Linked DNA regions of Homo sapiens: region 1 is linked to region 2. A link is a contact called in ENCODE Hi-C or POLR2A ChIA-PET data. All regions are on one chromosome and are shown on one strand. Each heading gives the region's core, a stretch centred on a gene start or an enhancer-like site at or near the end of the contact. The rest is flanking DNA. Distances are from core to core; before and after follow the strand shown.

What was found. A loop is a pair of places that touch in the nucleus more often than their neighbours do. ChIA-PET counts read pairs that join two places held with the same protein, here RNA polymerase II (POLR2A). Pooled maps may share reads with other maps.
Region 1: a loop to region 2 is called in a map of endothelial cell of umbilical vein, with 5 times the contacts of the local background. The contact joins two enhancer-like sites. A Hi-C loop is called at or near these places in 1 of 168 maps with a recorded cell type or tissue (endothelial cell of umbilical vein), 3 of 37 single-sample maps with no recorded cell type and 13 of 50 pooled maps. POLR2A ChIA-PET finds 5 or more read pairs at or near these places in 3 of 52 experiments (AG04450, activated B cell and endothelial cell of umbilical vein).

What each region holds. Positions count from the first base shown.
Region 1 is chr15:49,470,460-49,473,181 of GRCh38, forward strand. All of the region lies in intron 11 of FAM227B (family with sequence similarity 227 member B), which reads right to left. The region is part of intron 2 of FGF7 (fibroblast growth factor 7); the gene reads left to right. Among named protein-coding and RNA genes, the nearest start is that of FGF7, 49 kb to the left of the region's middle. RefSeq lists an enhancer at 1,600-1,649. Within about 2 kb of position 1,417, at least 2 of the 41 ENCODE cell types and tissues checked have a DNase peak (open chromatin) inside an H3K27ac peak, as active enhancers do.
Region 2 is chr15:50,147,929-50,150,679 of GRCh38, forward strand. It overlaps a transcript of ATP8B4 not described here. Among named protein-coding and RNA genes, the nearest start is that of ATP8B4, 30 kb to the left of the region's middle. Within about 2 kb of position 1,408, at least 2 of the 41 ENCODE cell types and tissues checked have a DNase peak (open chromatin) inside an H3K27ac peak, as active enhancers do.

The DNA of each region.
Region 1 (2,722 bases), core at 167-2,666, 680 kb before region 2:
GACAAGTATATACAAAACCACTATCACTTCAAACTTAATATCTTCATAAAAACTCCAACACATTATCACTCCCACCTAGTAAAAATAGCATCCCCTTAACTTTTATGATACCTTAATTCTCAAAATGACCTGTGTTTGAAATGATATTTGACTTCTCTAACTTCTTTTGCTTTAGCCTCAACATCCATTGGGCCTGGAAGTTGAAAAAATGGGCATAGCAAGAGGAATGTGTAAATGTGATAGAAATAATTTGGATCATTGCTGTTAAGTATAAATGAGTATTTGTGATCTATCATATTTGCTGAAGTTTGACATTAAGGTGGTACATTCCAGTATTATGTATCACTTTCTAGAAGATCAATGAAGTAGAAATGCAGTGACAAGGGTGTCATCTAGAAAGAATGAAAAGAAATACATCCAAGAACTCAAACAGCTTGCTGGGAGAAATTCCAGGATGTAAGGACACCAAGGGAACTACTGCAGCCCACCTGGAACATATTTGTTGTGTTTGTTCCACATCTTGTGCCTGAGATGGTTACCAATTCATGTATAATATAAACTGTTTTTCTTGAGTAGATGTGAAAGTGAAAAGTCTTGTTGATACTCTTTTCTATGCTACAGCTTATTAGAAAAGATAAGTACTTTTAAAGGGAGTAGAAAAACTAATTCAGAAAGGAAGCCAAGAAGAAAAATTCTAAAGAGGCTAGGGAATCCAAACCATCATTAAGAATATGGCAAATGTGAGGCCGGATACAGTGACTCGTGCCTGTAATCCCAGCACTTTGGGAGGCCGAGGTGGGTGGATCACCTAGGTCAGGAGTTCGAGACTAGCCTGGCTAACATGGCAAAACCCCTCCTCTACTAAAAATACAAAAATTAGCTGGTGTGGTGGCACAACCTGTAATTACAGCTACTCAGGAGGCTGAAGGAGGAGAATTGCTTGAACCTGAGAGGCGGAGGTTGTAGTGCACCTAGATGGCGCCACTGCACTATAGCCTGAGCTACAGAGTGAGACTCTATCTCAAAATAATAATAATAATAATAATAATAATAATAATAATAATAATAATAATATGGCAAATGTAATGAATTTATATACAGAAGAAAGATGACAGATATGTAGAGTACTGAACATAGTTAAGTAATCAATGACTTGTTTTATTCAAAAATGGAAAGTTATGATTTTCTAATCAAGAATGGCGAATCTGGTCTTTTTGAGAGTGACAACAGCATCTCATGCTTTATGTAACAATAATGAGCATCCAGAAAAGCTAGCTGACATTAGGTAATTTCTTGGCTAGGAAGCAGCTGAACACAGGTTTGACAGTTTGCTGAGTGGGGAGCTGTGGTCTTCCTGACACGTGTATCAAGATCTAAAGGGCAGCCAGAAAAGACGTATCAAGCTAACTAAATGCTGACACATGCAGGAATAAATGACAGCACCGGAAGAAACTTGGAATCCCTCGTGACAGTGAAGTTCTGGATAAGAAAGTGAAAGACATGACAGCACAGGTGTTGTTTTCATTTTTTCTTCTAGTTTTATCTCATGACTTTAGAAGTGAAAAAAAAAAAAAAGCTGTGAAAGTAAACACCTGGCCATTAACAACAGTGTTGAAAATAAGACTTGTCTTTCTGGCTGTTAGCTTAGAATAACTGAAAAAATAGGCTCCTGGAGTTTTATGTACATTTTATGAAGAACGCATTTGAAGTAAAGTGAAATTGGGGTGCATTAGTTAAGATTCAGTTTGGCTTAAAAAATTGTTTATTTCTCCATGCAATAAACATCTGGAGGAGTGACAACTCTGCTCCACAAAAACATCTGGAAGTTTCCAAGTCCATTTAGCTCACCGTTCCATAATCTCTTTGTTCTCATAACCCAAGGTAGAATCCAAATTCCAGCAGGAAGGTGGAATAAAGTGATTAAAAGTGAGCATAAAGGGCTTCTGCTGGGTACCTTTTATGGAAGACTTTTGGAAGTTGCCATAGGACACTTCAGTTAAATCGCATCAGCTAAAACTTGGTCACATGGCCACATTAAGCTGCAAAAAAGACTGGGAAATGGAAAGTTTATTTTGTGCAGTCAGCTAAAAATTCTATTGCTATGGAAAAAGGAGAGAATAAAAGTTGGGAACAATTAAAAGTCTTTGCTCAGAAAGTTGGGGAGAAAAATGCGTACATATGATTGAAGGAATGAACATCACAATGAATGACATTATACTGTCATAAGCTTGAAGACTTAAGGGGCAAAGATATGACAAGAAGAGAATAGAAAGCTTATTATGCCTCATAAGAAAAGGGCTAGAATCAAAACGTGTAACTTCAAATGGGTAGAAAAAAAGCACAGATGTAATGATAAATAGTAGATGGAAAAGTTACATGACATTACAGATGAAGACATTTCCCAAATTTGCTAATGACAAATAAGAGAAAGGAGTATCTAATTTTTTGGGTACCATACATTTTAATATACTCATGTATCAGTTATTTGTGATTTATTCCATGCCAAATTATAAACAGAATTAAAGTGGCTGAATTAAAACTCACCATTTCTTAAGCAATTGTATGTGGACCACTCATGTTTCCAAAGGTACTTGGGGGATTAATTTAACTAAAGGCATACTGTAATCTTTTTTCAACTGAATATTTTTTAAAAACATTTTTGTATTTTTTCAATTTAGAAAAGAATGGTTTGAGTGCCTCCACAAACATATCAAATATGAAT
Region 2 (2,751 bases), core at 158-2,657:
ATATTTATACAATCTAAAAGTATAACTCCATGCAATACATATTAATTACAAAGAAGAACTATATCTTTCCAATGCATCTAGCAGTTAGCATTTCTACTAAGTGATCCAACTTAATACGAGCAATAATGGGACAATCAGGCAGCAGATGCCTCCTGGTCTGACACACTGAGAAGGACAGAACACCACTTCTTTAGTGTTCCTGCCAAACTGCAAAACCTGAATCTAATCATGAGGAAACATCACATAAACCCAAGTTAAAGAACATTCAACAAAATACTGGCCTGGACTCCAAAAATGTTAATGTCAATTAAAGACCAAGGAAAAGCTGGGGAACTGCTCTTGATTAAAGGAAACATAAAAGACATAAATAATTATATTTAATATTAAATGCAATCTGTAATCTAGATTGGCTTTTGGATGGTTTACAAAAAAAAAGCTATAAGACATTGCAATGGGTTGAATGTGTCCCCTCCAAAATGTAGGTGTTGCCAATATGACAGTATTAAGAGGTGGGGCCTTTAAAAGGGGATTAGGCCATGAGAGCTCCTCCCTCATGAATGGGATTAAGGCCCTTACAAAAGAGGCTTCATGCAGTATGCATTCCTTGCCATTCCACCTTCTGCCACGTGAGGACACAGCATTCCTTTTCTTGGAGGCTACAGCCTTCACCAGATAACCAAACCTGCTAATGCAAAGGATCTTGGACTTTCTAGCCTCCAAAACTATGAAAAAATAAATTTCTGTTCTTTATAAATTACCCAGTCTAAGGTACTCTGTAATAGCAGCACAAAACAGGCTAACACAGATATTATTGAAGTAATTCGAAAACTGAATAAGAATTCATATTAGATAATAATATTAAATGTAATATTAGATAATAAAATTGTATCGACTTCAAGTTTCCCAAGTGTTATAATTCTGTTGTAGTTAGATTACAAAATTCTCTTGTTTTAAGTGATACGTACTGAAAGTATTTAGGAATAAAATGTTATATTGTCTACAACTATCTCTCAAATGGTTCAACATCATTTCATCCATAAGTACTTAGTATGTATCTCAAAAAGATAAGTATCCCTTTTAAAAATAACAATACATCATGCTATTTTTAAAGCTTCCCAGGTGATTCTCTTGTTCATCTATGAATCAATACTACAGAGATGATAAGCAGAACTAATCTCAGGGGTTAAATGTGAATGTGGTGGTGGCAGTTGAGAACATTGTGTTAAGAACAATTCTGACACATGATTAGGCTCAGCCTAAGATAATGCCATGATTGATTGGCTAGGTCTGCCGTAGTGCCCAGTATGTCCCTGTATATTATCTGAGTCATGTCATAAGCATAAAACACAGAAGACAAGAGAGAGTAAGCTATAGGCCAGAAGTTAGAAAGGAGATCCTAGTATCACTGGTAGAGTCTGATCTGGTGATAGACTGCTGACCTCTCTTCCTCTTCAAATCAGTCAGACCTGTTTTCCTGGTTAAACAGTTTATAAGGAAACAAAAGGCAAGCATGGGAGGGGATAATATGTGTATGTGCACTAAGCCTTGAAGCAGATCTCTTTGATCATCACAGAGTCCACTGAGGTGGTAGGAAACAACTGCAGAGAGGAGCTCTTTAGAGAAATAACCACAATAATAATAATGATAATGATGATAATATGCTCAAAAGAGAAGTGAATCTAATGAAAAACTACTTCATTAGAATGAAATTCTAATAGAGGCATTTATCAACCTAAATAGCAAAGAAAGACTCTCTAAAAATAAATGATATGTATTTGGGAATAAGGCATTGCAGTGGGAAAGCACATGCCATAGTAAACTATGTGTGTATTCAGGGCAGTAAAGGAAGACAAAGGCTTTTAAGAGAAAAATTAAGAAAATTTCATAGTTGGCCGGGCACAGTGGCTCATGCCTGTAATCCCAGAACTTTCAGAGGCCAAGGTAGGCGGATCACCTGAGGTCAGGAGTTTGAGACCAGCCTGGCCAACATGGCAAAACGCTGTCTCTACTAAAAACACAAAAATTAGCCAGGTGTGGTGGAGGGTGCCTGTAATCCCAGCTACTCAGGAGGCTGAGGCAGGAGAATCGCTTGAACCCGGGAGGTGGAGGTTGCAGTGAGCCAAGATCACGCCACTGCACTCCAGTCTGGGTGACAGAGCAAGACTCCGTCCCAAAAAAAAAAAAAATTTCATAGTGGTTTTTGAGATAATTATCCTTGGCTACAAGGATCAGTAACAGTAACAAGAGTGACAGCAGGTGAGCTTGAACAGTGAGTTGCTGGGCAAATGTCCACATAAAAGTATTTTTTGCAAAAGGCTGTGATGGTCTTTGTGCAAGGTTGGGAGTTTTGCAGAGTCTTTTGTGATAGTATGTGTTATCAGGCATTTCATGAGAACTTTTCTCTGCATGGCCTACCCCAGATCCATTTCTCAGGGAGGATTTTAACACAATGGACTCCATTTTGATTCTGAGAACTTTCACACTTCCCTCCTTTTCATCAAGATCTTTCTCCAAAAGCATCACTGATCAATCAACCTATAGTTGGATTTTGATGTCCCTCAGTACCAGGATGGATTTGTCCCAGGTTGCTCATCTACACCCACATTTGGAAGGAATGATTGGTGACTACGAGTCATACTGAAACTCTTCTGGCCACATTTGAGCAACAAAGGGAGTTTGAAGCGAAGCTCTCAGGCTAGCCTACCTGGAGTCCATTATTAAGTTTAATTTTGTCTGTTTCGTAGGGGTTTG